3 separate regions of the Mus musculus genome follow, and all the other regions are linked to region 2. Evidence: chromatin loops called from intact Hi-C (ENCODE). Cell type or tissue: heart. All regions are shown on one strand. Links, peaks and the distances in the headings refer to the core of each region. The heading gives the core; the rest is flanking DNA. Region 1 has its middle 45 kb from the start of Gm40217. Region 2 has its middle 40 kb from the start of Gm40217. Region 3 has its middle 50 kb from the start of Gm12724.

What was found. Peaks named below come from ENCODE experiments on the same cell type or tissue, not always from the same donor. Only the 100,000 strongest peaks of a DNase experiment are listed, where the experiment ranks them.
Region 1: it touches region 2 in a loop (10-fold over the local background); 5 of 42 quality-filtered maps call a loop at or near these places.
Region 3: it touches region 2 in a loop (3-fold over the local background); 2 of 42 quality-filtered maps call a loop at or near these places.

The regions. Positions count from the first base shown.
Region 1 is chr4:105,359,131-105,370,048 of GRCm38, forward strand. No RefSeq gene overlaps it. Among named protein-coding and RNA genes, the nearest start is that of Gm40217, 45 kb to the left of the region's middle. In heart, for the core only: no CTCF peak of the experiment used is centred there; DNase peaks (open chromatin) are centred at 5,561 and 6,051; H3K27ac peaks cover 666 bases.
Region 2 is chr4:105,273,817-105,284,734 of GRCm38, forward strand. No RefSeq gene overlaps it. Among named protein-coding and RNA genes, the nearest start is that of Gm40217, 40 kb to the right of the region's middle. In heart, for the core only: no CTCF peak of the experiment used is centred there; DNase peaks (open chromatin) are centred at 4,975 and 6,215; H3K27ac peaks cover 882 bases.
Region 3 is chr4:106,181,347-106,192,264 of GRCm38, forward strand. No RefSeq gene overlaps it. Among named protein-coding and RNA genes, the nearest start is that of Gm12724, 50 kb to the right of the region's middle. In heart, for the core only: no CTCF peak of the experiment used is centred there; DNase peaks (open chromatin) are centred at 4,565 and 5,505.

The DNA.
Region 1 (10,918 bases), core at 3,198-8,197, 86 kb after region 2:
TAAAACAGGAACTCAGCCTTGGGATGATCCCAGCAAAGCAGAGGGAGACTTGGTCTGGAAGAATGGAGGAAGAACATGGGAAACGACTTATCGTGAGGTCAGTTATTAATTTTATTATTATTGTTATTATTATTATTAATTATTATTATTATTTGGAGCAAGGGTGTTATTACATAGCTTAGCCTGCTTTCCAACTCACTGTCCTCCTGCCTCAGCTCCTCCAGTGTTGAAATTACAACTGTGTGCCACTTCATGTCCTGAGGTCACAGAGTGTATAAGTAATCTTTGGATCACTATTTTTAAAAAGTAGGCTAGGATATGAGGCTAGGGAAAAACCTACTACTATCATTTTGCTAAATGAACATAACAATAAAACAAGCCCTAAGGACATATCGCTATACCCATAGGTCCAGTATCACTCAACCCTCATCAGAGAAACTGCTTCGTGCAGTAGATGGTAGTTAGCATAGAGACCCACAATCAGACAATGTGCAAACAGTGAGAGACTTCAGAACACTCAGGACTAATGGACAGTGTCTACCGTACCTCTCCCCTCAAGGCTAGGAGGTCTGGACAGAAGAGAGGGCAGAAAGGTTGTCAGAGCCAGAGGTTGGCTGACTTAAAAGAAGCAGTATTTTCCGGACACAATAGGGTTGACACACGTATAACCTCACAGACACTGTGACAGCATGGATAAGACCTGTGCAAGTACAAGCCAGACAAAATCCTAGTATGGAGAAGGGGAAGTGAGCACCAAGACCTACCAGTAACCAAAAAGCTATTTGCAACTGATAACTTCTGAGGGAGGGAAAAAAATCAGTTTTCTTCAATGGAAAAACACTGTAAATCTCCACCACACTCCAGGGCAGGCCTCATGCTTAGATGTGTCAACACAAAATACATGTGTGCATTATATACATGCATATGTGTCTGTGTGTGTTTATTTTTTTAAGAGAGAGAACAACTTGATGTTGGCTGTGTGTGTGAGGATCTGGGAAGAGTTGGGGAGGGGAAAGAATATGATCACAATATATTGTATGAAATATTAAAAAATATTTTTAAAAGAGTAGGCTCAGGGAATAATTTCCCCCACCCCCAGCTTAGAAATCTCATAGGAAATAGATTCTGTAGGGAAATGATTTTAAAAAATGTGGTGGGGCTAAGATCATTCCTGTTCTCTGAGCTAACATACCCCCCCCCCCAAGCTCTCTAGCAAGATGGCTGGTTTCTGTGGCAAGTCTTCTGAATGCTGAACATAAAGCTCCGTGAGACAGTTAGCCACAGTAGTGTCTCCTATGCAGCCTTGCCATCTCCAATCCCAGTTGAGATGGTCTGGTTTCCTTCTCTTGACTCTGACTAGACTATAAATCGTTCTACTTGACTTCAGAGACGAGGCCATCAAAGGCAGCGGGCTTCCATCTGGTTCTCCTGGGATGGTGATTCTTGGAAGCTGGCCACCATATTGTGAGGAAGCACAGGCAGCCACATGGGATGGCTTCATGTAGGTGTTGCAATCAGCAGGCTGATTGAAGTTTCATCCACATATATTGTCAACTCCAGATGTGTGGGTAAAGGGGTCTTTGTATGCTACCTCAGGACACCTTGGCTTTAGAGTCTTCCAGCCAACTCTTAGGGTTACTTTGTTTTCTAACAGTAGACAATGAGGATAGGAGACTTAGAGCCTTTATGTTGGGCCATGGGTACTAAAGGTGACTTCCCGTGGAGGGGATGATGTTCAGGTTCCAGCATCATTAGTTGAAGCAAGTCATCACCCTGGGATCCCAGAGCCCATGTCCCTTACCACCAAGGTGAGTGGACCAGCCAGAGCACTGAACCTGGTCACAGTGAAGGAATGGGGAGCAAATAATGCCATTTCCACCAGGCAGTATCTGTGCATCTGTGCCATCTATCAACTGGATTTCACACTCCCTGTAGAGTGTGTCTCTTCTTCCAGCAGAAGACAAATGCATCTTTACTCCAACCAAACCACATTATTTGTCTTTCTTTGTGTGTGTGAGTAGTCTACAGAACCCTGACTCAAAGGATTAATTCGAGTGTTTCTGCTCAGTTTGGAGATACACTTTAGTGGTCGAACAGTTTCCTAATATGTCTAAGGTCTTAGGCTTGGACCATAGAATCTCAAAAAGCAAGAAGACAAAGTCTATCTGCTTACACCCCAAGGCTTCTATGAAGCTTCCCTTCTGGGAAGGATTTTACTGTGAGCATATTTGCAGTTGTAGCATTACAGTTAGTAACTGGAGAATATTCTGCCTGATTCAGATCTTTACACTGCAGTTTATTAGAACATGAGCACATTGCTTAACTGTCTGCAATTCAATTTACTCATCTGTAAAAGGAGGCTAACTGCAGAAGTTTGCCTTTTATGACTATGTTGTGAGAACTGAATGAATTAACTTGTGAAAATACTTAAAGCCAACAACACCCAGCTTGTAGTAAGCAACTGTAGTAAACACTCACATGCATGTATAAGATATATATAGGATGCACACAGAGATGAGGTGTATGTAGATATGTATAACATATGCATATAGATGGTCTGTATATTTTATTGAGACATAGTTTTGCTATATAGCCAAGGTTGGCTTTGAACTTGCAACCCTCCTTTCTCAGTCTCTGAGTGCTGGATTATAGGCATCAGCTCTCATCCTTGGATGATATCCTTTACTGATATGAAGGAAGCAGATCTTAGTCATTATCCTTTTATCTTGGAGCCAGTGTGATGCCCTGCCCCTCTCCAGAATACAACATGTGCCTTTCACACTCTGGGCCCACCCTAGCACAGGTAATAGCTCTGGAAAATGTGCTTGAATCATTGGACAAATAAGGGATTGACCTGGAATGTGTCAGTCTGATGTGCAGTCCAACACCACGAGATTGAAAAATCAATGGGCCTAGTCTCAAGTGGCAGACATGAGCTACAAAGCGCTGACCTGTCAGCATGGAAGAAAGAGCCGTAGTCAAAGAAACTCCGGCCAGTCATTAAGCATGAAGGGGGAGCTGGGGCATCAGGAGCTCGTATTGGGCTGTGACATCACCTGCCATTCATTTATGTGGGTGAGAATGATTTACCAGCAGCCCAGGGCACATGGGGAGAAAATGTAACTCAGCTTCTCCATACATTAGAAATGTAAATGGCGCCGAGGAAATGACCTGGGTGTTGAGGTAATTTCCTAGATGGACCTGCAAATTTCATTTGTCCTCAGTTTTAAGGCAAGGGCCAAGAAACTGGAAGCTGGGATGTGGATGGTTCTGGGAAGCAAGGGGTATATGGTCTCCATCCTTACCATCCCTGGTCTCAGTAGGAACTCTTGAAGTATACGATGTCATAAGCGTGGAATCGGGTAAGGCTGCAAGGGTAGGACTTTCAACTACTAATTGTGCCAAGAGGAAGTGTCCCTGCTGTGCTTTGCAGGTCAGCCCATTGTGGCATGCACAACATGGAACTATATATTCTTACAGTGTACGTTTCTCTGAGCTGAGGACAGAGATCAATACAACCACCAGCCTCCAGAAACTCTGAATATGATGTCAGAAACCAACTCATTAGAGGGGGCTATTCCCAGAAGGTGAGTTAAATGTGAGAGACACCAGGCAGAGCAGACTAGGGGCCCTGACCTAACATGATAGCTACTGTCAGTGGTAGCTGTCAGTTACTGTCCTTAAGGATTCATTAGCAGCATCCCATATGCCTGCATTGGTGAGCTTTCTAAATGGCAAATGTGGCCATGTCATTTCTTATGTATGCCTTTTTAGTGAAATCAGTTCATATAGACTGAATACCTGTATCTCCTCAAAGTCCTCATTAGATCCCTAGCCTCCACAGGCTTGGTATTGGAAAGCAGAGCCCTTGAGAGGTTATTAGGATCGTGTGTATAGTTGGTGCTCTCATGAGGACAGATGGGAACTTGCCTGTCCCCTCTCTTACTCACTCTGTGGTGACGCAGTGAAGGAAGGGATTCTTTATAAATGAGTAAGAACGCCCTCAGCAGACTCCTACTGCTCTAGCACCTCCATCCCAGACTTCCAGCCTCCAATGAGAAATGCATTCTCATTGTTTATAAGCCACGCAGACTGTGGTGTTTGTCACAGCATCCAAGCTACAGTCATTTAAAACAACAATAGCTAACACTGAGGACTTTCCATCTCTAAACTCCCTTCCTCCTCTCTTCCTCTCCTTACCCCCTCTGTGTGTGTCTGCGTGTGTGACGGAGAGACAGAGACAGAGTGACAGAAGATATAAGCTATCTATTGCTTATATGAAAGAGCCCAATCTGCCTTGCAAAACTGGTACTTCCATGATGCACCCTGACCTTTACTTTCCAGTCATTCCCTTGGCCAAGCCTGCTTGTCTGATTATTCCAAGGAACTCTGGTGCCTTGCTGTCTTCTGTGCTGTCTCCTCTGGTGCTGCCTTCCTGCCTGTCACCTGGGCTGTTGTTACTCATCCTTTTAGACCAGCTGCCTGGTCCCCACCTCAGGCCAGAATTCACATCTCTGCCCTTTGGGCCTTTACACATCAGGCTGGAAAAGCTCTTCCTCTGTTTGTCACATGTTGTTTCAGAACTCATCTCCAGAACCACCCAGGTGTTCAGTCTTTGTAGACCCATGAGGAGGACTGACATGTTCTGCCGGAGGCCCTTGCTTGGTAAACATCCCTTGTTTCTCTTACAGCTGTACTGTGAGCTCATGGAAGCCAATGTCTGTTTCTGTGGCTCCAAATCCCCAGCTCTCAGTGACTGGGAAATAGTGAATGGATGCATTAATCCCACTACATTTTCGTTAAGCTGCCCATTTTAGCTTGCATCACACTGCCCCACAACTGCCTACCACTGCCTACCACTGCTTACCACTGCCTACCACTGCCTACCACTGCCTACCACTGCCTACCACTGCCCACCACTGCCTACCACTGCCTACCACTGCCTACCACTGCCTACCACTGCCCACCACTGCATACAATAAGCCCATTTGAGAACAGTTATTTATTGACCTTATTTATTCTATTTCCTCTTTCTGCTCTTCACACTGAGTAAGTGGGATATAGTATTTGTTAGATAGTTGAGTCTAGATTCAGAAAACTCAGTTGTTTCCATTTGACTTTTTTTCCTTTTAAACTAAGTTAAATGACATAAGATAAAGTCAAAGTGTACCTTACAGAAAGTTCTAAGCTCTGGGCTTAAGCCAGAATCTCTCTTCTGACCTTGGTCAGCCACTTACTCAAGCTGAATTTATTTTCTTGGAATGATTTGTCAGCTAGCCTAATAATATCTCACACAGAAGGTGGTTCTGAAGATTAAACAAGACAGTCTACATGAAATGCTTGGCGCTAGAAGGTGTTCAACCAGAGTTAATTTCCGTTCGTTCACCCAGTCAGTGTCATGGCATGGCAGCAGCTCGACTGGTCCCTTCAGACTTCTGTAGGATCTTTGAGTATTAGACAAGTCTCACTTATGTCGCCCTGGCAGTTGGTTGTGAAATGGTGCCCTTGAAAGCTGACACTGGGCTGTGCCAGGAAGACATTAGCCTTCTCACAGCCAGTGCTATTTTGAGGTTTGATGGCTTTGGAGAGAAGATAACAGCTGACCTTTGTACTGATAGAGAATGCCTGTGTTCTAGGAGAAAGTGCAAAAACCTCGACTAATGCCAGCTGGAAAGAACTCAGTGTGCCCTGAAGTCGGGTATTCAAATGCCATTATTTTTATGCCAACATAAGAGTTTATTCAGGAAGTTGCAAAGAAGGAAAAAAAATCAGATTCCATAGCAATGAACTCCAAGGGAACTGGAAAGTTCTCTGGTCTTTTCTGCTTGCCTGTGTCCAATAGCCATGAACATGGAAAGACAGATGTATTTGCAAGAATGGTACCCCCCAGTGCTCTAGTTGTAATTCCAAAGGCTTGAGAGAGCAGAGAATCACTTTGTGTTTATGCTTCATCTTGACTGTGGGAGCAGAGAGCCGTTCTGTGTTCTCACTCAAGATCAAGGTTGGGAGAGCCACCATCAATGTAGCAGCACCAGTCATCCTGTCTGGAAGAATAGGCTTAGGTCACCCAGGCAATCCAGCCTGATAGGCCAGACCTGTCTCCACGTGATTAACCAAGCAATGTGTATGGCTTAAACATTAAACCAGCGGTGGGGTGCCAAGGAGAGCCAGGACTTGCCAGGGCTCAGCTCAGGCTGCTGTGGAGTTACATCGCAGTAGGACAGCTGGTTCTCATCCTGAAACAAATACAGTGTCTTAAGCAAGCACTTAGAAGCCTTGATTCTACTGGGTGCTGAGCTACACCCTTGACAGACGTTCCTTCCCTTGCTCATTACTTTGTGTGGCGAGCATCATGACTAGGAATGAGAACATGGAGCTGTGCTGTGAGCTCTGAGCACAGAGAATTAGAAATATCAGAAGCACATGGAAGAAAGGGAACAGATACTTTGAGGTGTTAGGGCAGTAGAAACAATGAAGTTTCGGGATCAATCAAAGGGAGGACAGAGGGGAAAGGAAGAAATATCAGAGAGTCCCTCTGTTTTTGCCATGTTGTTTGACAATGGGATAAAGATGGCACAGCTCACTGAAAAAGGTATGCTCAGGTAATAGCATGTTACTTATGCTTCCAGAAGACAACCAAGAAGAATTATTAAGTAAGGCATTGAATACATGGATCTGGAGCTTGGGAAGAAGGTATGGACCCGAGTTTGAACATTCCGTGGTCATCAACTCATAGTGGACAGCTCAAGCCAAAGGAAAGTGGGTGGAGTAAAAAGTAAATCAGGAAATGAAGTGTAGGGAAGGAAATTAAAGGGGACCGTTTATGCAAGGAGCATGAAGTAGGAACTGACGCAATTATTTTGAGAAATAATTTTCACTTACCTGGTAAAGATGGGTAAATCCTTTGGCCCTGAGAAAAAGTCAGAGAAGACATATAGAGGACACTCAGAGCAGCACGACTACACTAGCAACCCCCTGGAAACCCCTGAAATAGTCATCAAAACTACAGGGGCTGAATTAGTTGTGGAAGAGTCACACAGTGAATAGCGCCACCACCACAACAACAAAAAATTAACGAAGCAGGGCTTTGTGCAGCAACAAGAACGAGCATCAAGAACAGAATGTTAAGTGGAAAAAGAAAGTTGTATAGGAGAACATCCAGTATGATTCTTTTAATATAAAGTTCATAGGCTTGCAAAACTAAACACATGTGGTGAAACAAAACAAAACAAAACAAAACAAAAAACAGAAAAAAAAAAAAACCCAACCCAGTAAGGAGAAGATAAACACAGAAATAGAAATAAGAGTAGTGGTTGTTTTCGGGGAGGTGGGGAAGGGCTGGGATCCCAGTGGTGTTCATGGAGTTTCAGAGTCTGGAGTGGGGCATTTCAACTAAGGGCAGAAGGGAAAAGACAACGCCGAACTTATTCCTTTCCCTTTTTCTTTTGTTATCTTTTAAATGTAACTTTCATAACCTGGAACAGCAACAATCAATACGTTTTAAGACTTAGGTTTTGTGTATGTGTGCAGAGATGAGCATGTGTGTGTGTGACTATGTGTGTGTAGAGGTTGGAGGTCAGCCTCTAGTGTTGCTTCTCAGGTGTGCACCATCTTGTGTTTTTGAGACAGGGTCTTTCACTGGCCAGAGATTTGCTGATTAGTCTGGCGTGGCTGGCCAGAAAACCCTAGGATTCACTTGTCTTCATCTCCCTGATGTTGGTATCATTAAGTACCCGAGACTATGCCTGACTTTTCATGAGGGTTCTAGGAATAAATTTAGAGTCTAAAGCTTGCATCACAAGAAATTTACTGCCTCTAGCCTCTCTGCTTACTTACTTTTTTTTGGTAATAATCTAAAAATTAAAATAAGGCCCGGACATAGGAAATAATACAGCCTAAAAGATTATACAGTTAGAAGACAAGGAATTAAAAGTGAAGTTACTTAATGGCCAAGACAGCCAAGAAAAATAAAAGTCTTAGAATTAGCAGAAAGTTAACTACTTGGCGAGCATTTATGAACAGACTTCCACGTGCCAGCCCTTAACGATGAGTCTTAGGAATGTGTGTCATTTAACCTATCCACAATATTTTGAGGGACATACTACATTGGGTTCTTCTAATTGGTGAGAAAAATAAGACTCAAAAAGCCACATAATCGTCCAGGTCTTCCATTTACACGAGTGATAATTTCGATTAGAACAAAAGCTATCGTGGAAAATCCATGCTCCTAACTGGGCATGCACATGAGTGCTCTCTTCTTCAAACAAGGACGTTTTCATGAAGAAAGAAAGACTTGGCAATATCAATGTTGCAAAGCCATAAAATGAGGCTGAGAATACAGTTCCAATAGCTAGCCTAGTGTGCATGAAGCCCTGGGGTCAGCCCTTAGAACTCTTGAAAGTAGGCAGAACCAGGAGGTTCAGGAGTTGACTGTCATCCTCAATTACATAGTGAGTATGAGGATAGCTCATGAGGCAACATGAGATCCTGCCTTAAAAACAAGTAAGTAGGGCTGGAGAGATGGCTCAGTGGTTAAGAGCACTGACTGCTCTTCCAGAGGTCCTGAGTTCAATTCCCAGCAACCACATGGTGGCTCACAACCCTCTGTAATGGGATCCAATGTCCTCTTCTGGTGTGTTTGAAGACAGCTACAGTGTACTCATAGACATAAAATAAATAAATCTTTAAAAAATTAAGTAAAATGAATTAAAAATAGATAAATGGCAGATAATTACATAAATATATAGATAGATACACAGACACACAGGCAGATAACAGTTAAACAGATAGGTGGTGCAGAAATTTTTCTATGGCTCTAAGCATATAGAAATGGGTATTTTCTATCCTTGGAGTCAACAGTGACATCAAAGCAGGGTTAATGACATTTAATTGTATTAGAGAAAATGATGAATTAGAACCAGAAAAGTAAAAACAGATGGTGTAATTTGGAGCCGATGGTTTACACCTGTAACCCCAGCACTGGGAAGACTGAGGTAGGAGGATGGCTGTGAGGGTTCCAGGCCAACTTTAGCTATTTAATGAGTTCCCAGCCAGGGCTACAGAGCGAAACCTTGTCTCAACAAAACAAAATAGCAGCAAATCACCCACCCCTGCAAAATAAGACAAAAGAACCAAACGAAACTACTTCATATTAAATCAGTCAATCAAGCAGGCAACAAACAGTAGCAGCAAAACAAACCCCATGGGATGTAGAATGTTCTTTAAAGGGGAAAAACAACCTCAGGCCGAAGTCTGAGCTACTGACTAGACCTGGGAGACTTGGGTAAGGAAGAAACTTGGAAGGAGGCTCTAGCATTGGAGACTTCATTTGTGTGAGAACATCCAGACAGGGGACTAGGTGAGCAAGAGAGCAAAGCAGAAACGCTCACTTTCATCCTGGCTGAAGTAATAAGGAAGTAACCGAACCTCTCATAAACAAACAGCACCCAGAACAAGTGACATGAAGAGCCACTTTCCAACACAAGGCAGTGTCTTAAAAAAAACCAGAACCCACAAAATATGAACTGTAAACAAGGTGAGTCCCTAAGTTGCTTTAGCATTTGACCTGAGGACAGTTTATGTACTGCAGGTTCAGTAAGGGAGGGCCCAAAAGGATCCAGGACCACTGAGCCTGGGGGTTCAGATCAGAGCTACAGAAAGAATTAAATAAAAGATCTTCTTCACCTGTAATGTGCATAGATTACACCATGACCAAGTTAAAACATTATGCATGCATAGGGTAAAACTGTACATGACTAGGCAAAGAACAATTGGGTTTTGTAGTCAGGTCAATTCCTGGCTCACAGAAGATTCGGGCAATAGTCAATTTCAGCTACTAGAAAAGCCTTGGTAATCAGCTGGCACATTGGCTTAGTCGCTAGAGGGAAAAACATCTGAGGTATATATTGTTTCAATTTAAACATTTTTCTTTGTTTGTCTTTTCCTCCTTTGTGGCTTTCTTTAAATATTTCTTCACTATTATATTTTATTTTTACCTTTGGATTCTTAGCTAACCCCCTTTTTATTTTGGTGGATCAATTGTGGTTTCCACTACACATCTTTAAGATAGTCTATATAAAGCATTGTCCTACTTCATATAGAGTATAAGATCACATTAGCCTTTTAATTCCTTCTCTTATCCCTAGTTCTTTATATTATTATAAATTCACCATAATTGTTTCTATTTTTTACTTGAAATAATCAATTTTCTGTTAAAGATATTTTGAAATGAGTAAAAGTTACTTTGATATATATCCACACTATTTGACATTTTCATTTATTTGTCTAGACATATGTTACTAGCTGATCATCTTGTTTTCATTTTTGCTTGATGAACTCCCTTGAGAGGCTTTGTTGCTATATAGACTATATATATATATACACATATGTGTGTGTGTGTGTGTGTGTGTGTGTGTGAAAGTTAAACCATTAGGGACAGCACTGCTCCCCACAAGAACCATATACTTAAAAAACAAAAACAAAAAAACCAGTACTAGGTATGAGAAATATACTTTAGAATAGTTGCTGGGGGGAGCCCAAGTGAATCTGAAAACAATAGAGAATAAGCCTGTTGCCCTTGGTTGCCCCTCAGAGGGCGAAGAGTGAAACTCAAGACATAGGCTGCTTGGATTATTTGTGCTGAATCTAACCTGAAAGCCTCTTTCCCATCAGTTTGAGGATATTAATTAGAGATGAGGAGGAGACATAGAAGAAGGTGGAGGACAGGGACTTGGGAGGGATTGGAGGAGGGAAAGGAAAGGGGAGGAGAAAGTGTGACTTTATTTTAATTAAAAATGTATACGAAATTAAAAAGGTGCCCATCAGTTTGAAAGAGAGGAAGGAGGGGTATATGGATTGTCTGAAGGGAGAAGCAGGAAGGAGCAAATGATATAATTATAGTGTAATCTCAAAAATAATA
Region 2 (10,918 bases), core at 2,139-7,138:
CCCTCCCATCTAGGAGCTATTAGGTTACCAATCAAGCCATGTCCCACCCAGAACCAATGGGATTCTACTGTGATGTGATAGTCCCCAGCTCCAAAAATCTTTGCAAATTTTTATCAAATCTGGGCTATTTCCAAGGCACCATGCTGGTCTCTGGGGGCTTTCCTGTAAGAAAACATGAAGAGGCCACTTGTAGTAGAATGCACTACCGTAGTTTCGGTGATACAGGAAGACCTTGAAGCTCACAATAGGAGGGTTCCTCAAACTTCTGGCGGCGCCTGCTCAGCATCCCCAGTGAACAAGCAGAAAGGCAGCCCAGAGACGGCCTGAGCTGCTTGATCATGGCTCTGTCTCTCTCCTACAAAGCATAGAAGATAGGAGCCTCCCCTTCAGGGAGCTTGCTGTAGGAAGGAACGGAAATGACAAGTGGATGTGCCCAGCCTCATGCTCTGTCCTGTAGTGCTTGAGGACTAAAATGAATTATTGTGACCTACCTAATTTATTTTGTGTGTATGGTGTGTTTGTGTGTATGTGCCTGCACACGCGCCATGTTGCACGCATGGAGGTCACAACATAACACTTTTCTCTGCTCCCACCATGTGGGTCCTGAGGATCAAACTTAGGGTGTCACTCTTGGTGGCAAACATCTTTACCCACTAAGCCATCCCACTAGCCCTCAACTCCCTTTTTCTTGGAGTTCTCTGTACTCGGGAGGCAGACAGCATGGAGCAGGCTTGAATGAGAGTGTATGAGACCCAGTCTGGAGGCCCCGGTTCCTAGTTTGCCATGCTTATCAGGATGAACTGTGGAGAATTCTAGAAGACCTCATGATATGCTTTGGAGATTAGAAACTTGTTAAGCACTTTGGGCAGCAAGAGTAATAATGTGACACAGAGAAAGCAGAGAGGTGGGGAGGGGTAGAAACCCAGAGCAGGGAGTCTATCTATGAACTCCACTTGAGAGGAATGTCAAACCCTGATCCATGGTGGGGAGCAGACGTGCTTGGGCGGATGGACGGCGGCGTTTGAAGAGCGTGGAGTGATGCTCCTGGAGCTGGAATCGGATTCTGATCTCACTAGAGAAGCTCATCTGTCATATCCACAACGCCTGCCTCAGGCAGGGACGGAGTTGGCTAGTGATTATCTTCCTGGGAAGAAGGTGATGTCTCTTGATAATGACATATATGGCTGGCATGGAAACTTACGAAGGCAGTCACACTGTCAGTGAAGGTCACACTGCTTTTCATGCTAGGTATTCTCTGGGTGTTATCTCTATTTCACCCTGCATCTTTGGAAGATGGATATTTTTATTTGAATATATATATATATATATATATATATATATATATATATATATATATATATATATATTTTAGCTCTGAACTGGGCAACAATTAAATAACACACTAAGGACACATGTTTTATAGAGTGAAAGGCCTGAGCCTGGCTCACTGTGAGTGGAAAGACATTTTGCTTTCTTCCCGTGCACTGTTTATATCTGTCTCCTCTCCCAGATGAGGAAATGGCTCCAGAAAGGCAAAAGGAACTTGCCTACGGTCATGTGGTTATGCAGACAGCTAACTTTAGCAGCGTGTTCACTTGGGCATGGGCATGGGACAAGGGTTTGACATATCATGGCCTTTAAGGTATATAATAAATGCCAGATCTGGGCTATCTAGCTTCAGAGCTATTATTTGCCTGGTTCTACTTTCAGGAAACTCAAGTCAGAAATGTTCAGCGGAGGAAAAGGAAAGTTGGCTGAGACATCCCCAAGTCAGAATTTACGAGGTGAAGCTGCTTCAAGCCACCCCTCCTCCTGAAAGCAATTCTGTCCTTTCTTTCTTGCAGAATGGAGTCTGCTCAGTGAAGACTAGGAATGTGTGCCTGTTGTAACTGGCATTCAAGTGAAGGGCACTAGTCAGAGTTGAGATCAATGAAGAGATAAGTCCCTAAGATGCTGGGCTGATGAGGTCAAAGGAGGAGGGCGGGCTGCTTTTCTGGGATCTTTCTTTTCAAGGAAGTTGATGGAGGATGTGTCAAGCTGCACTCCTAACATTCCAACCGCAATGGCCAACTGTCTGAAACCCGTGACTGTCCCATAGCTGGAGGTGAGGGGGCCAGGGAAGGGCCCTCCTGGCTCACAAACCATCCTGGAGACAAGGCAGCCTACTCTGTAAATACTGTGGACATTCCTAGGGAAGGGAAGCTAATTCCACAGATGGTATCCTAAGCCCTGAGAGCTCCAGGAGTGCTCTGCCATCCGGGCTGCCTCTTTTCTCAAACACCATACACCCCAGGGACCCCTGTTAAGGGCAGCAGAGGCTGATGACAGCCATTTTATCAGAAGCACCGTTTATTTTGTACACGTGCTCCCAGGAGAGTCATCTCGCCAAGGAGCTGAATGAGAGTCCAAATTAAAGAATCAAGGTGGATAAAGCAGATGGCGGTTCAAAGCAGCTTTGCTGATAACTGCTCTGAAGATAAGCACTGGCCCACAAAGTCGTCTGCAGCTCTAACTCTGCCTTCCCCCTTTCCTCAAAGGCATCTCGGATCTTTGTTTGTTCTCAATCTGCCTCCTCCACTTATTGGGCACGTGAGCCTCCCAGCTTGGTTCATTCTGTGCAGCCAGGGTCAGACTGTTGTAATCTAGCACTAAAACAAACACCCAAACAAACAAACAAACAAAAAACCCACGAAGGTCATTCTGTGAGCACACTTGCTAACTGACTCATTCATATGCTAAGTAGTCACGGGCTCTGATCTTCAGATCAGCTTGGAATACTTTGAATTTGTAGGGAATGAATTCCTGTGGGCACACATGATTTCCCCAAGGTCACACAGCCAGTAAGCAATAGGGCAAGGATCTAACTCAAGTCTGTGGTTCGTTGGACCTCCTGTGCCTACCAAGCGCTTAACAGGTGCTCTTTATGTTGAGTGGGAATCCGCTCTAGTTTGTGTGTAGATGTTACGATTCTCACCCCCTGACGGTGCACGGCACGTCTGTTTATTTTCATTCCACACATTTGTTGGCAATGCTGGGAGGCATTTGTGCTCTCTACGTTTTGTTTTGAAAGGTACAACATTTCTAACTTTGTCGAGTGGGTGAGTTCCCAGCTGGAAAATGGTGCTGGCTCCTGTCACCTGCCTCCTAACTCAGAGCACAGATGGATAGGAAGAGCAAGGGCCTTAGAGCCTAAAGAAGTGGGTTCGTGCCTGTAATATCAGCCTGCTCTGGGAGATGTGGCAGAAAAAAAAAAATCACAGGTTTGGGGTCAAAACTGGACAAACTAGCAAGGTTCCATCTCAAAAATAAAAGAATCAAGAAGAGGGCTTGGAGACGTAGCTCAGTGGTAGAGCACTGGCTTAGCACACACAAGACTCTAGGTCCAACCGCTAATGCTGCAGACAAACAGGCAAAGCCAAGCAGGCTGTACTTCAGCTCTTTATGGCGGTGGCTCATGCCGGTCCTCGCTTCTCACTGAAGGTGACTACTTTACTCACATTGTTTTAAGACGATAGCGTCTGACACTAAGGATGAGGTTTTAAAAGGTGGGTAAAGTAGCTGGGTGTCAGAAATAGCTTTGCTGAGGACTCAGGTCAGACAGTGCACATAAATTTAAATAAGGCAAACACAAAAGATATCAACAGCAAAAGAGAAAACAGATGCAGCAGCCAGCCTTCTGTGACAGGAGGATGGCTTAGTTAACAGTGGCAGGATGGCTAAGTTAATGGAGGCACATCAGTTTAACAGAATGCTATGCAGACAATAAAGATATAAAACTTTAACTCTAGCATGCTCCCAGATTCCCAAGAAGGAAGACTGGAGGAAAGCAAGCGAGCACCAGTAGCAACGATCTTAACAGACAGGAGATGGCCTGTGCATCAGTCTGAATGCACACACAGTTTGTCTTTCCATTTCCCAATTCCATAACGAGCAGAAGTTGTTTTGAAAATTAATGCCAAAATATGGCACTCATAAAGGGGCGCAAGGAACCCCTCATTGGCCTAGAGAGCAATTAATGCTCTTTAAAATCCTTTATCTCTGTCTTTAAGCATTATTTGGGGGTGTGGGGTGTCAAAGTGCCATCTCAGGATCCAGCACTCATCTCTTCCAGTTACTGTTTGGAATAGAAAGCTGTGGCAGCAGCAGAGGGAGTACGGGAGTACTTGGTGCGCCCAAGCCAAGGTGTCCCTCTGAGAAATCACGCCACACGACAGACCTGACATAAGGAAGTTTATCATGGATGAAGGGAAAGGAACAGGGGTGGAAAGGGGTAGAGGCAGAGGAGGGAGGGCAAAGAAAGGTGGGGCACAGAAGGAGGGAGAGAGAAAGAGAGAGAGGGGAAGGGGGAGGGAGAGCGAGAGACTTTGTGGGAATGCATGGGAACACAGAGGGTATGGGGGAAGTTAGAGAGAAAGAGAGGTCGGGGTATGGAGCAGCCATCTTCATTCTCTTTCTATGCTGCCATTCCTGGCTCGCACTTGACCGGCAGGCAATTGCTGCACCTGACTCTCAATTGGCCAGCAACGGTGTTGGTGATGCTGTAAACTGTTGCTAGGCCGTTGTTGGGAGGAGCCTAGCAGAATTGTCTGTAAGCCAATCGGGATTTGACTGGGTTCGAAGAAAAAAGCTTGAACAGTATAGTAAAGCTGGTCCCTAGGAATTGCCTGGGCTCAAGCTACCAATTGGATGTGCTGATATGATCTTAAAAACAAAGCCAAAGCCAAACCAAAACAACAACAAACCGCAAACAAACAAAAAATACCTCAAACAAACCAAAGTACCCAACACCCCGTTTAACATGTCACCCGGGAAGTAGGACAATGAGAAAGTGACCTCAAGGAAAAAAAAACTTCACTAGTTGAGGGAAGTTAGCTGTTCCCAGCATACCAGAACAGGGCAGGTGGCCAGAGGAATGCTTGTGGCCTAAAATACCAGTGGGTGATCTGGGGACAAATGAACCTCATGGGTACAGTTTCCAAAGTTAGGTCTCTGATAGCAGTGCCACGGACTTCCTCTCAGACAGCTGTTGGTACCCTTTCTGAGGGACAGTAGGAGAGGGTGGGGAGGAGAGTGTTCTAGAGTTGCCCTGCTTTCCCCTCAGCAGCAATGGCAGAAAGCTAAGGCCCTGGTGAGCCCGTTCTGAGAACGTCATGTTCTCTGCTCCCTTCTCAGGTTGTTCCCAGCATGTCAGAGTGAGCAACTCAAGGTAGGACTCGGTGAGAACAAAAAGACACAGGATTTACGGTGTGCAACGAGCTTTTTGTTATCTTGGAGAACACTTAAGATCTGGCCAAGATCATTGAGGCAGCAAGGCAGGCTTAAAACCAAGGAATCTAAAGCCGAGGGCAAGAACCAGTGACTGTTGAGTCCCAAACCTCCCCATGGACTCCTGCCAAAGGCATGGTCCGTGGATCTGCTCAGCGTGTGCCAAGTGCCAGGCTCTGAAGAAACTTGGATATGCTATTTCATCTGCTAGGGCCGGATGATGTTTTGCCTAAATTAGCGGCTCTCAACCTGGGGGTGACAACCGACTTGGGGATCGACTGACCCTTTCAGAAGGGTTGAATATCAGATATCCTACATATCAGATAGTTACATTGCAATTTATAACATTAGCAAAGTTACAGTTGCTAAGTGGCATTGGTTGAGGGGTCACCACAACATGAGGAACTGTATTAAAGGGTCACAGCACTAGGAAAGTTGAAAATCACTGCTCTAAAGCCTTGTGCTGAGGGTCTCATCTCCAGGGTTTCCATATTTGTCCCTTATTCAGTATGACTGGTGTCTTGTAAGAAAGGGCAACTGGCTTATGTTGTTAGTTCCAGCTCAAGAAGAAGAGGCAGGAAGACCTCTGTACATTAAAGGACAGTCTGGTCTAAGCCATCCAGAGCTGTCTCAAAAACAAAATAAACCAAAACCAAAACCAAACAACAACAACAACAAAATCAATAAGTGTGTGTTCTGTCTTGACCACAGACTTCCAGCCCCAGGGGCTGTGAGAGCGTGTGTTTCTGTGATTTAAGTCACTAGGCTGTGGCACCTGGCTATGGCAACCTTAGAATACACTGTTCTACCTGTTGCCTTGATGGCAAGGAACTGGCTTCAAGTGACAAAGAGAAAGCAGCTGCCAGGAGTGGTGACATAGCTTGGCCCAGGGGTAACAGTTAATGAGACTTGATTAGAAGCCAGTTCTCCTTGGCTGGGAAACCTGGGACTTGAACTTTGCTCTGAGAAGTAAGAGCATTTAAGTGAATGTTGCTGGGCAAACTGCAAATGCTCGCTGAATGAACATGACGTGCCTTGTTTTTGCGGTGGCAGAGGTCAGTCCCTTCATAGAGAACTGCAGACAAAGCCTGGCCCTCAGAGAGAGAATCTTGCCATACTCTGCCCTCCAATATCGGAGGCCTATCTTCCAGCTAGAAAAAGGTGTTTTGTTTTGTTTTGTTTTGTTTTGTTTTGTTTTGTTTTGTTTTGAGGCAGGATTTTTCTGGGTAGCCCTGGCTGTCCTGAGACTCACTCTATAGACCAGACAGGCCTCTGCCTCCTGAGTGTTGGAATTAAAGGTGTGCACCACCACTGCCCAGCTTTGAGAAGGGTTTTGTTTTGTTTTGTTTTGTTTTGTTTTGTTTTGTTTTGTTTTGTTTTGTTTTGTTTTTATCTAACAGGACACTGTGGGGCTGAAAGCAGGGCAAACAAACCTGTTTATTTCCACTTACCTCAAGGAAAGGTTTGACGGCCGGCAAAGGTCTCTCCCAGGCTTTGAATGCTAGGTTACACATCCTGTACCATCCTGGTGACTCTGCTCTCAGGTTCCAGGTGATATCTCCGGGAACTTCCCTGCCTGCTTACAGGCAATCTGATACCATTCAATGCCACCAACACTTATCTACTTTCAGCCTTCCTACACTCTGTCCCTATCCCCGCTTAAAGGTGACTCAGTCCTTAGATGGTGGCTCAGTCACCACTTCCTCTGGAAGTTGTTCTCATCCTGGATCGACTTCTTCCATTACAGGGTGGGTTAGCTGCTGCATTCCTAGCCCCAAACCCTGCTCTGTACTTGGTGAGCTCTCAGCTCATATTGGGTATAAATATTGATATATAGTCTTTTTAATTTTTAAAAAAGCTTTAATTAATTAATTTTAATTAGTTAAGTGTGTGCACATGTGTGTGTAGATGCCTGCGGAGGCCAAAGGTGACTGGTTTCTGGGGTGGCACATGGTTGACAGCTGCCCAACCTCTGGATCCTCTGTAGGAGGAGCTCACTCAGTCTTAAGGTTTGGCCCATCTCTCAATACAGGGATGAGCCCTCTGACTGCACTGTCTCTTGCTTTTACCTTACAGTGTGTACCACAACTTTAAACCATACAGTTGGTTAAGATCTGCCTGCCCATCCCTGCCCATCCCTGCCCATCCCTGCCCAGCTAAACTCATCCCGTGGTTTTGACTGCCAGTACATCCCCAGTACCTGGAAGCTGCATTTAAAAAGTATGAGTGGAGTAAATTCAAGCAAAAGAGATGGAGAGAGCAGGCAGTTTGAGTTTGTACAGAGGAAGTGATACCCAAGTGCATGTCCAGCCTCCGAAGCCCTCCTCCTCCTCCTCCCTGCCATCGGTTGCTCTCTTCATTCAGCATCTTGACCTAGGCAATGAGCTTATCAGATCGTGAGTATCCTGGTCTCTGTGTGGTCGCAGTCCAGGCGAATGGAAGGCGGTTGACCCAGTAGTGGCATTTTGGTGTGATTAGTGCTATAATCAGAGGGAGGAGACAGTTCCATGCATGGACACAGTGGGCTGTGATGCAACCCAGTTAAAAGTAGACGGGAGGTAACTTTGAGACTGAAATGCTGAAGCCTGAAGAGAGGTCTTACAGGAGAAAGTGGGGGAGGAGCAGCAACCTAGAATACAAAAGGAGGCCCAGGGACATTGGCCATTCAGCTGGTTCTTGGAGTGCTCTGCAGCAAGGGAAAGGAGCCAGGGGCTGGGAGGTGCACTTAGAAGGTGGAGTAGGCCCCCAATGAGGCCTGCAGACTCTCCCTAGACCTCTGTGAAAGGAGAGGCAGGACAGGTTGTCATTCCTCTCAAGCTAAGCTTTTGTCCACAGCCTGGGCCCAGCTCCTTTGATCCAAGGCAAGGCCATTGTTTCTCCAGCAGCGGCTTCTCTACTCGGATGGGAAAATGTAGGCTTTGTTCTGAGACTTTTATCCAAGTATTGCTCTAGAGGGGACAGGCAGGGAGGGGCTCCGTGGAGGAGCCAGTGGGACTCAGCAGAAGGACAAGGGCAGCCCCTGTCTCCATCCTGCTGCCTTGCGTGGGTTGCACAAAGCTCTCGGAACCCTCGTACTCAGCACAGAGCAGGCTATGTTGGGGGTGGGGAAGGAGTTACGGGCAGACACATTCCACTTCTTTATTTGCCTTTGTCAACAGTGTTCCCAGCCTGAACCTAAAATAAATCAAAGACAGTGAGGCTCAGCGATAACCTGGGTTCAGATCTTAGCTGGACCACTTATTGGGTTGCCTTGGTAAATGCATTTTATGCTTCAGAGCCTTGTGCAAGGCAATCCAGAAAGTGGTCATCTTTTCCACATCGAAAGTCTTGAGATGGATTATTTCATGCATTCATTAGTTCATGCACTCATTCACCCATTCATACAACATTCACCTAGCAAGTGCTTTCTCTGTGTCAGGCAATGTGTGAAAGGGTGCTGAGGGCCTATTACAGAATTACATACTTGATTGCAACCGCTCCTCCCCGTGAGATTTACCAGGGAAGAAAAACACTAAGTACCTCCGTGGGGCTGGGAATGCAACTCAGTGCTGAGTGCTGGAGCACCAGACAAGTGTGGTGCTCAAGATTGGGGGCGGGGTGGGGGGGGGGGAGTATTGAAAGAAGAAATGCAGATTGCAAGAGACAAGACTTCACCGAATCTTTAAAGGAGTCAGGGAGGGGCCCCAGGAAAGTGGCGCTCATAATGACATTTGTAAGCCCTGCCCATTAGGAGCTGCAGAGTGGGAGACAGGCTGCAAATACTAGTTTCTGCTCCCTTGATCTGGTCAGAATTCTCCCTAAGGCCTGCTGGGTTGCACTAGGGTGTGAAGCTCCTCCCCTCCCCAGGGAACTTAATTGGGAAGAAATGGAAGCAGGAACTGGCTTCTGGGGACCTGGAAATTGGTGAAGGGAATAAGCCTGAAGACAGAGGTGGCACTTTCCCTATGTCTGAGTGAGGAGTTCTGGGGAGAACTCTGGGCAGGCTTACAGGTCCTAGGAGAAAAGAAGTTGCCTTGCCTGATTTGCAAAGGGGAAAACAGATAGGCTTGCATCTTGATGGAGGCCTCCAGCAGTACTGACAGAGCCATAAGGATGAAGGGCTCTCAGACTGTCTCCGTGGAACGAGGCAGCTTCAAAAACCTGGAAAAAGCAGAGTACAGCTGGCCGACTGGGGTTCCACAAGCCCAGGTGGGTGGGCGTGGCTATTGTATCTGGTTCAGTCTATTTACAGAGGGTATTGAAAGAGACTATCAGCATTGGCCTTTGCCCCATTTCATGGTGGGGGGGGAGTACTTTTACCCCTATTTTGCAGATGACAAAGTGAACTTTTCAGAGAATCCATGAGGCCACAGAGCTGGGAAGAAGTGAAGGTGTGCTTTGTAGCCAATCTCTTAAGATTTTAAATCCATATTCTTCCCACAGTATGATGCTGCTAGATTACTGTTGAACAACATTTCCCCCTGGCTTGTCTACATATGAAAAGTTTCTCTTTTCTCTAGTATGCCTTACCAGAACACTGGGTTTCCCCGTGTGTATATAGAGTCTGCCCGGTGAGATAGATAGTTATTATTTTAAGTTGAGGATGGGGTAAACTCAAGTGGCAGGTGGGTCCCTTCATGTCACACAGCAGGAACACCAGGGAGGTTCTGTAGACAGTGTGCCTCCTACCATTGTCTTGAGTCCCAGGTGGGCTCCTCAGGTATCCACTGATCTTTCCGCCCTCTCTCTAGACTTAAAGTTAAAATCCCAAACGCAAAGTTTGTTTTCTTAAGAAGCACAGAGTCTTCCCTTTGTTTCTGACTTTTGATAAAGGCAGCAGCCCCAAATCCCCTTTCCTGAGGCCCTTCTTTCTGAGAAGGGTGATTGACCATGTCATGGTTTTTCTCTTTAAACTCTAGCTCCCACAAAGATTGCTGCATACAACATAAACCACGCGTGCTTCTTGCTGGAGCAACCCAGCCTGTGCCGGTCCCAGCCCAGCAAGGAGTGCCTTCCTTAGGCTCCTCTAGCAGAGTTGGGAGCCACGCACCTTGAGAGAGGGTCTATGGACCACCACCATGCCCTCTAGGCAGAGCTGGGTCCTGGGATTCTCTGCTATTTTCTTCTTTTACCTAAACCTTTGCCAACCTTTATTTTCATTCTTGCAAAGAACAAATGAGCCCATATTCAAACTCAGGTGGGTTTGGAGTGAGCCGCGAAACACACACAGCATCGACTCCACTTTTCAATCTGGGAAGTTAAAGAAATGGATAATTGGTAAGTCATCCTGCCTCCCAAGTCTACTCACCAACTGCAGTGTAATCTGTGCTGGAGGAAAGAGTCAATGTGTATCATGATGGAAGCCCTGGGTGTATTTCTGGAGAATTCTGGAGCTAAAGGAAGCACTGTGCTACCCATCCTTTCTGTTTTAAGGGCATGGGATTGTCTGGTCCCGCGGTCCTTGAACTTGAAAGTGTATTAGCATTGTGTAGCATGCTTGTCCAAGCACAGATTGCTAGCCTCGCTCTCTGGGTATCTGATTCCAGTGAGTCAGGCATCATCAGATGCATAGTAGCCATGAAGAAATATTGTGGACCCAATGTGTTGGTGACAACATTTGTTGATTCTCTGTTAGGAGCTGGTGAGTGGTGACACATTGAAAATAGCATGGCCT
Region 3 (10,918 bases), core at 2,368-7,367, 910 kb after region 2:
ACCCTTCTCAATAGTCACAAATAATATAAAATATCTTGGCGTGACTCTAACTAAGGAAGTGAAAGATCTGTATGATAAAAACTTCAAATCTCTGAAGAAAGAAATTAAGGAAGATCTCAGAAGATGGAAAGATCTCCCATGCTCATGGATTGGCAGGATCAACATTGTAAAAATGGCTATCTTGCCAAAAGCAATCTACAGATTCAATGCAATCCCCATCAAAATTCCAACTCAATTCTTCAACGAATTGGAAGGAGCAATTTGCAAATTTGTCTGGAATAACAAAAAACCTAGGATAGCAAAAAGTCTTCTCAAGGATAAAAGAACTTCTGGTGGAATCACCATGCCAGACCTAAAGCTTTACTACAGAGCAATTGTGATAAAAACTGCATGGTACTGGTATAGAGACAGACAAGTAGACCAATGGAATAGAATTGAAGACCCAGAAATGAACCCACACACCTATGGTCACTTGATCTTCGACAAGGGAGCTAAAACCATCCAGTGGAAGAAAGACAGCATTTTCAACAATTGGTGCTGGCACAACTGGTTGTTATCGTGTAGAAGAATGCGAATCGATCCATACTTATCTCCTTGTACTAAGGTCAAATCTAAGTGGATCAAGGAACTTCACATAAAACCAGAGACACTGAAACTTATAGAGGAGAAAGTGGGGAAAAGCCTTGAAGATATGGGCACAGGGGAAAAATTCCTGAACAGAACAGCAATGGCTTGTGCTGTAAGATCGAGAATTGACAAATGGGACCTAATGAAACTCCAAAGTTTCTGCAAGGCAAAAGACACCGTCAATAAGACAAAAAGACCACCAACAGATTGGGAAAGGATCTTTACCTATCCTAAATCAGATAGGGGACTAATATCCAACATATATAAAGAACTCAAGAAGGTGGACTTCAGAAAATCAAATAACCCCATTAAAAAATGGGGCTCAGAACTAAACAAAGAATTCTCACCTGAGGAATACCGAATGGCAGAGAAACACCTGAAAAAATGTTCAACATCCTTAATCATCAGGGAAATGCAAATCAAAACAACCCTGAGATTCCACCTCACACCAGTCAGAATGGCTAAGATCAAAAATTCAGGTGACAGCAGATGCTGGCGTGGATGTGGAGAAAGACAAACACTCCTCCATTGTTGGTGGGAGTGCAGGCTTGTACAACCACTCTGGAAATCAGTCTGGCGGTTCCTCAGAAAATTGGACATAGTACTACCGGAGGATCCAGCAATACCTCTCCTGGGCATATATCCAGAAGATGCCCCAACTGGTAAGAAGGACACATGCTCCACTATGTTCATAGCAGCCTTATTTATAATAGCCAGAAGCTGGAAAGAACCTAGATGCCCCTCAACAGAGGAATGGATACAGAAAATGTGGTACATCTACACAATGGAGTACTACTCAGCTATTAAAAAGAATGAATTTATGAAATTCCTAGCCAAATGGATGGACCTGGAGGGCATCATCCTGAGTGAGGTAACACATTCACAAAGAAACTCACACAATATGTACTCACTGATAAGTGGATATTAGCCCCAAACCTAGGATACCCAAGATATAAGATATAATTTGCTAAACACATGAAACTCAAGAAGAATGAAGACTGAAGTGTGGACACTATGCCCCTCCTTAGATTTGGGAACAAAACACCCATGGAAGGAGTTACAGAGACAAAGTTTGGAGCTGAGATGAAAGGATGGACCATGTAGAGACTGCCATATCCAGGGATCCACCCCATAATCAGCATCCAAACGCTGACACCATTGCATACACTAGCAAGATTTTATAGAAAGGACCCAGATGTAGCTGTCTCTTGTGAGACTATGCCGGGGCCTAGCAAACACAGAAGTGGATGCTCACAGTCAGCTAATGGATGGATCATAGGGCTCCCAATGGAGGAGCTAGAGAAAGTAGCCAAGGAGCTAAAGGGATCTGCAACCCTATAGGTGGAACAACATTATGAACTAACCAATACCCCGGAGCTCTTGACTCTAGCTGCATATATATCAAAAGATGGCCTAGTCGGCCATCACTGGAAAGAGAGTCCCATTGGACTTGCAAACTTTATATGCCCCAGTACAGGGGAACACCAGGGCCAAAAAGGGGGAGTGGGTGGGCAGGGGAGTGGGGGTGGGTGGATATGGGGGACTTTTGGTATAGCATTGGAAATGTAAATGAGCTAAATACCTAATAAAAAATGAAAAAAAAAAAAAAAAGAAGCAGGTAGCAAGAGCGGAACTGGAAACAGATATAAAGAGTCACCGCTAGCAACGTGTTCTCCCTAACCAGTCCCTACTTCCTACAGGCTCCAAAACCTTCAAAACAGCACCACAACTGGGAACCAAAGCATAAGTCTGTGTGGGACACTCTAGATTCAACCTATAACATTCTATCTTTGTGGGCCATGGAGGGGAGGAAGGTATCCAACCCCCAATGCCTACTGCCTTGGGTGGGAGTGAATCAGGGGCATGTGGCCCCATTACCTTTTTCACACATATGAATTTTTAAAAATAATGTGTGCTGGGTACAGAGGAAGAAGGAATAAGAGGAAGAGAGGCCTCATAGTAACCCTCCAATCACTGCACTCAATTATGGGCCAGCTCCAACTGCTTTTGTGCACTAGAATTCCTGCATTTACTAGGTGTCTAATGTGAGCCTTGGTGAGTGTCCCATGCCTTGTCTACTCTCTCCACTGAAGCCCACAGCAGCCCCTGGCAGCAGTCACACTCTCACACTCAAGAAATTAGAAAAACTGGAATTCCTGCTTAACACCACACAGCTAATAAATGGCAGAACTGGGGTTAGATGCCTGTCTTAGTTAGGGTTTTACTGCTGTGAACAGATACCATGACCAAGGCAAGTCTTAAAAAAAAAACAACATTTAATTGGGGTTGGCTTACAGGTCCAGAGGTTCAATTCATTATCATCAAGGTGAGAGCATGGCAGTATCCAGACAGACATGGCTCAGGCAGAGCTGAGAGTTCTACATCTTCATCCAAAGGCTGCTAGTAGAAGACTGACTTCTAGGCAACTAGGGTGAGGATCTTAAGCCCACACCCACAGTGACACACCTACTCCAACCAGGTCATACTTATTCCAACCAGGTCACACCTCCAAAGAATATACAAACCATCACAATACCATAATTATTGGTTGTCATACTCAGAATCTCTCTCCTGAAAACACACAGGATCCCTCACAGTGTCTTCAATACAAAATGTACAGGTAGAATTATAAGTACCATGGTACCAATTCAGTTTAATTAGACTACTCAAATGATCAATTCTACTAATGTAATTTTGTAATTTTTTTAATCTTTGAATTAGATAATTTACATAATCATGGAATGTCAGAGATTGCATATATGTGTGTGTATGTATGTATATATGTATGTATATATGTTATATATTTTTTTAATCTCTCCATTTCACAGAAGACTAGAAAGCACAAGCTCCTTTCTCAGCATCCCACAGCGAGCTAATACCCTGGTCTGGAATTGAGCAATGTATTGAGATTGAAAACTCCAGTTATTTCTACACCCCTGTCTTACTCAGAATTTCATTCCTGTGAAGAGATATCAGGACTATGGCAGCTTCTACAAAGGAAAACATTTAATTAAGGCTGACTTACAGTTTCAGAGGTTCAGTTCATTCACATCATGGTGAGAACATGGCAGCATGCAGGCAGACATGGTGCTGGAGAAGGAGCTGAAAATTCAACATCTTGATCCACAGGCAGCAAGGAGGAGACTGGGTGCACACTGGGTATAGCTTGAGCATAGGAGACATCAAATCCCACCTTCACTGTGACACACTTCCTCCAACAGGACCACACCTACCCCAAAAAGGCCATACCTCCAAATAGTGTCCTTCCTATGGGCCAAGCATTCAAACACATGAGTCTGTGAGGGCCAAACTTTTTCAAACCACCATAGCCCCTATATTTATTATCTACTCTGGGCCTTGTAAATAGTGTTCTTGAAAACAGTGTCTGTTTGATGCAGGTACCAATTGCATGCAGTTCCTGTTTGTGTTTCTAATGTCTGGCAGTCAAAATAGTTCCTTTGGTGAATGTGTGGTAGTTGTATAACAAATTAAACAATAAACACTCCCAACATACAGAAGAAGAAACTGGCCTTCAGACACCTGAGACTATCAACCCAAGGTTCAATGGCTACAGCCAAGCCAGGATTCAATCCAGGTCTTCCTGGCTTTGGAAGCCACACTCACCCACTATACAAGGTACCAGGTCCGTAGCAGTATCTAGCCTCAAAGAAGTACCCTGCTGCTTTTGCTCCTGTTGCAAAGAGCCTTAGATGCAGGGGTCTGGCACAAGGATGGGAGGGGGCAGGGCTTGGCTAGAACTTTTAAATGTGTGCAATAAGGAAAGGAAGGACCTTCCCCATGAGGCACACCTCACAGAGCGCCTCTGGCCCAGATGGCCAAACCAGCCACACATGTTTGGAAGTCAGTAAGCAGCTTTGCTGGGGGCCAGGAGAAAGATCCGTTCTGGGGGTTCTGCCAGACCTGGAGCTGAGTCTGCCAGAGGGAGGTCAGGCCAGGGAGAGGACAGATGTGACCATGGCTCTGCCAAAGGCCACGCTGGCCCCAGTGAGACAGTCCTCCAACCAAAGGCATAACCTGATTCCAAGCTCACTGTGTTCAGCTTCTCAGATTAGACCATGGAGAAGTGGTTCCATGTGGTCCTCGCAGCCTGTCGTTTACTCAACCCCATATACACCCAGCGAGGCCGCCTCCCACCTCCAGTTCAGAATCCCGGGACATCTATTTCATGTCAACACAAGGATGCTGCTCTTTATTTCCTTTCTTCTTGAACAGATAAAAATAATTCTGTCAGACTCAAATATCCTTTCGAGCTCTCAAGAAGCTGGGCTTAAACATGTTTGCACGTGAGAACCAAAGCAATCCCACATGTGGCCTCCGGGATGAGGTGTCCTCTACGTGGCAAGTGGTTGCTTCACCAGTCTCCAAGATGCTGATGGGAGGAGGATGCTAGCGCAGATGCAGCCTCTCCCTAACTGCTCTACATGGGACTTCTTAATTCACCAACTTCATTTTGCAGATGAAGAGTCTCAGGTTCTGAGAAAAGGAACTATTTCAAAGCCATTTGTTCAGCAAATGTTTGTCATGTTCCCCAAAATCCCTGACATGAACTTCTACAAAAGAAAATCTAGTGCCGAAGAGGAATTACTAATGGAGTCCCTTGATATTCTGTGTAAAGCTTCCCAGGGGCAGAAGAATAAAGAATAACTAAGAATTGAAGAGGTATTTTTGTGGGGGAGGAATAAGTTCTAGGCACAATTTATCCTGGAAACTACTGATTAAACCGTGGTTGCTTAGGAAATCACTGATTAAAGGAATGAAACAACACAGGATTTTTCTGGAATAGAGGAGTTTTCAAATCGCATAATGACTAAAACATCTCTGACGATCCCCAAAGAGCCAGGCGCATGAGGCATTCTCCCAGCTATGAGCCAGAGTTCTAAGAAAACCATTTTTGGAAGCACTTCCCTGATGAATTATTGGGCTGAATCACAAGAAATTGGCAACATTTGGCAGGTCTTTCCACAAGACAGCAATTCCTTATGGTTCAACCTAATGTGAGCAAAGTGTTTCTTCATGTTTTCTTCCTCGTTTATCATATTCCGGAGTGTGACTTGGCTACTGTGGATCTCAAAGGGGTGCCCGGGGTGTAGCTGTTACATACTGGTTGTTAGACGCAGAGGAAGGTAGACTGGGTAGCCATGCTTGTCCTTATAGAACCTAGAACTGTCACAGACAGCAGCTGACCCACTAGAAGTTGTGTCCTCTGGTCCTGTTAGGTCTCAGTGGGTCTGTAGAGCTAGTGTTCACTGTGGAATTTAAGTACAAGTGACAGTTGTCATTAACAGATGACACAGGAAAGCTGTGTATCATCTATGGTTTTCCTATCTTTTCTCTAAATACTAAAGACCCCAAACCCCACAGGTGACAGATACACAAGACAGTAGGAGATTTAGTCCCAGACTCTCCATGTGGCAGAAAGCTACCCGCCCACCAGGAACACCCACACTGAACTGTTAGGTGAAAAGATTAAGAGAAAGAAGCTGGTTACTTTAAGCCACTGACACTGGGGAGGGGAGGTGGTTGTTGCTATTTTTATTGACACTGTCATAGAAAAATCATTTTCCTAAAAAAATTGCGTAAAACTGGGTGCAGCATTGGCATGCCTCCTGGGCCCTGCAATATAGACAATATAGAACTAACAAAGGGATCGGTGTTCAGTGTGGCCTTACCAGGTCTTTGTGTTTGGAAGTCAGTGTCACTTGTAGGGAGTTGTGACTGTCATGCGGGTTATAAGGATGCCAATCAAACCCTCAGACTTTTGGCTAAGGGATCCTTGGCAGCTCCTCCACCCCCACCCCCACCCCCACCCCCACCCCCATGTCTAATCAGTCCTCACTGGGGGCTGTTCATTCAGAGCTCCTGGCCTACTGTCTTTCTCTCCTCACATGTCTGTCCTGACTACACCATCGTCTCTGATACCAGACTCAGACAAACCCATCTAGGGTCTACAGATGAAGATTTTAAAGGGATTTGCTTAACTCTGAAGAGCTACAATGTCTACCTGTCTAAAACTGAAAGTGATCCTAGGATGCATACCATGCCATGATGCCCAGTTTCTTTAATCGGGCCCATACGGCTCTCTGGGAGTTGTTCCTGCCTCTTCTCTAGCCTTCTACCCCAGGTTGCAACCACCTTGGAATTACTAAGGGAATCTATAGACATCCACACCATCTATGGCTGTACTCTAGACTTGGAAGAATATTGAATCTACCCAATGGTGACCATGGCATTTGATGTTGAGGACATTCGATTAGAGGGACGTGGTTGAGGAGAAAAATACAAATGAGCACCTACTGCTCTTGTTAAGGCAGACAGGAGGAAGACATCACAAAGGTCAGACTTGGAGAGCAGACTGGTGTCTTAGAAGGGACACAGACTTCTCTACTCTGCTCCTTACAGCTCCTATGGCCCACAAGAATCCTGCACTAAGAAATGTATGAATTTCTTTCAAAGACAGAAGGAGGATTCCAACAAAACAACTCCCTGAATATTAGAGTAAAAGAAAATGTTTTAATTTTTTTCTCACATCAGAAAATATTTTCATTTTAGGGGCTATGGAGATCTACTCAGTATTACCTAGAATAGGGAAATAACTCGAAGGATTTAATGTTATACCAACAATGAGTTTTATATTGATACTATTAGAGTGAGAAAGGTTCTCAAAAGCAAAAGTACGCAGGCTTCTTTGGTGAGTCCTGGCTTGGGGTGGCTTTCCCACTACCTCTGGTGGGTGGTGGGCTAACAGGAGGTTAAAACAGAGATGGTTGAAGAACCATCATTAAAAATAAAAATTAAAAATATAATAAAGCTACGGGTTCCCTTTATGGAGTTAGTAGACATTTGTGGGCAACAGGAATTGTGCAAGTTGTACCTGGTAGAGAGGTCTCTGTGCCCTCTCTAAGATGTCACCCTCAAGTTTCCAAGTCTGACTGTCTTTGTGAGGTCTTCCTGACATCTGTTTTGAAAATAGGAGTTGCAGTTCATTTGTATAGTGTGACACACAGCCTACCATCAAACTGGCTCTAGATTCAGCAAGCAACACAGCTCACCTTGAAGTCCTGTCTGCTGGTTTTTAAAAGGAGGGCAGGAAAGAAAACATTTAACTCCTCAAAGCAGACATCTGAATTACAGGTTTTGAGAATGAGCCCACAGAGAAAGCAGCACTTCCATAAAGGATCCCCAGAGACACCAACAGTGCACGGAGAACCTTCCCAGGAAGGAAAAGCTGATCCTAGGATGTCCCCAGACACCTCTCCTGGACCCACGTTACACACCTGCCCTTCCTCCTTTGACCCCAGGAAAAGGACAGTGTCTAATGAGAACAATGGTTGTTCTCACTGCTCAAAATGAGACTCATTTCATTCCTTTCAGTCTGAGTTCTGAAGCTACTTCATGGTGACCTTTTATCCTCCCTACAGCTAAATCGATATAGGATGAAGGAAAGGGCAAGACATGGTACTCACACTTGCTTGCAAATATCTTAGAAAGGATAACATTATAGATGGTGAGAAGAGCCCTGGTGCACCCTATGCTTTCAAATCACAAAACTATGGCCTCTCTGTATTCAAAGCAACCATGTTTTCCTCATTACCTTCTCCCATCTAATCCAACAGTCATTCTGAGCTATTAGAAGAATTAAATAAATGGCAGTCCAGATTACCCACAGAAGACCACATTAAAAGAAAATCACCCACTAACAATTTACCGTGTATGGTAGAAGCTGTTGGGTGAGCGCCCAATAGCTATTCATTCTTGTTCCCACTTCATGGTGACAGCTGGGGGGGGGGTGAAAATACAAGGTTCATGTTTCCCCACACTTCCTTGTTTCCATATGACCTTCTTTAAGTCTGTGATCTATACTGCAGGGGCTCTGGGGAAACTACTCATGCTCAGAAAAGAGGCAGACATGGAGCTTGGGCATCTCTGGTCACCCCTTGGATTCCTGCTTTTGAAAATAGCAACCTAAGCCTAAAGCTGAGGTCCCTCTATTCAAATCATGAGGCTGCAGACAAGAGCCAGCATGGCGAGGAAAGAGGAGAAGAAAGGCAGAAGCAGGGTAGGTAACAGTTGTCTGTTTGTTGAAATACCGAAGCAGCCTGCTTCCTACGCCACTCTGATCCGAGTCTTATAACGAGCCAAAAAAGCCTCTTAACTGATAGCTGATGCTTTATCAAACCACCACGTGATAACATCTTGGGACAGGAAGAACTGGATGGAATGGCAATGAGTCCAGGGTTAAAAGTGAAAAATAAACCTTTACAAAAGCTGGAAAATATGTAAGTGAATATTTAATATTATCAATCTAGTCCCTCATGAATACATCTGTTTATAAAATAAGAATGATGCTAATACGTGCCCCGAAGGGGTTGTTCTAAGGATTAAATGAGTTAATAAGTGAAAAGCAAAGTTAACATTGCCAAGCACAAAGCAAGTTTGACCTCGTTACAGCTATCATGTTAATCAGTTAAAAAAATATGACATTCCTTGACAAAAATTATGTGCTGGACAGGGCACTGGACTCGAAATTGGAAAACCTGGCTTCTAGACAAACACATCTCACTCTTTGATCACAGATCAACTTTTGTAGCTGATTTAGGACAATGAAAACCTCAGCATAATCTATACCCTGTGTCAAAGAGTGTTGAAAGTTTGAGGACTCGGATGAATTCTGAATGACTGTACGTTGCCAGTTCTGTAATGAAATAAACATATCACCGAACATCTAAAAGGACTTTTTTTTTAAAAAGAAAAAGAAACTCCACTAGTAAATAAAGGGGAAGATTTCGGTTATGCAACTGAGAGCTTGGATGCTTTTAAATCTTTTCATATGAAGTTAGTTTTCTTTCCTTAAAACAATGGTCATGCAGAAAAGCAGAGCGGGCAGCATGATGGGTCATTAGAGGGCTGTCCAGTTTGGGCCCTACTCTGACCCGCTGCCTGTGTGCTGCTGGGAAAGTCCTCCCGGGTCTCTGGACTCCAGGTTTCTCATTTGTTAAAAAAAAAAAAAAGACAATAGCCTGTATAATATGAAGAAAAAAAATATTTTTCTTCTTCATTGTCAAAGGTACCACTTCTAAAAGTACAAGGAATATGCAAGACAAATGCAAAACAAAATCCTAGGGTCATTTACTCAGATACTGAAAGTCACGGAGTGAAGGGAAGTGGTGCTGAAGGAGCCAGACCCAGGCATAGCCCTTCAAACAGACCATCACCATCATGAAGGCTGAATCAGCAGGATAGGAAGTTCAAAACCAGCCTTTTGTATGGTCAGACAACCAATCCCACCCACCACTGGCAGATGGCTAAGAGCCTGAGAGTCTCTCAGCAGAAGAAACATCACATTAGGGGGAAAGAAAAAGAAAAAGAAAAAAAGGTGTTAGAGTATATTTGGTTTTAAGAGTGGTTTGCACCCGGCATGATGGTGCACTCCTTTAATCCCGGTACTTGGGAGGCAGAGAAAGGCCGATCTCTGTGAATTCAACGGCAGCTTGTCGAGGTCCACATGAGAAGAACAGCAAGCAGCTTTAGAACTCATGGAGAGTTGCCCACTGGTTAGTACAATCACAATGGGTGTGCCTCGGAGAGGAAGATTCCCCAAGGCATGTGTGTCCTGAGGACTTCATGCTGTTATGGAGCACCACTCTGCTTGGTGACTTGGTGGTCATCACGTCACCCCTAATCTATGAGTTGTATGAAAACTCTAAGTGGGTTTTCAGCCCCCTCACTGCGCAGCACCAATGGCAATTACAATAATAGTGATTGATCTTTCTCAAGCATTGATGCTGGAGCAGATTAATGATTGAACAACCACCCTCAGAAAGAACTTAGATTGTTAGCGAAGGCCATCACCCTTAGAAAGAATTTGGAGAAGTAGACTGTTAGTAAAGTTAGGTTAAAATGTTTTTGCTAGTGGCTTTGATGTAAGAAATCTTGGGGAACAATTTAAATTTCAGAAAGGCGCACTCTTGATTATTGAGCAAGAGCTTATTTTGAGGTCAGGGAACAAGACTGACAGAGCCAAACTAGCACTGACTGACCTGCCTCTCTTGCTTAAGCTGGGCTGGTGATCAAGGTGATGACTAATTCCTTGTACCCAGTTTTGTCCTCAACTTCCTGATATGATTTGATTAAAAAAAAAAAGTTGACGAGTGGGTGTGCACTCTGAGGATTTAAAGTAGAAATGACTGTTTTCTACGTATAAGAGTTTGGATTTGTGATTCTCTTAAGATTTTTTTTATGAGGTTGCTTTTTAAAGATAAATAATAAAATA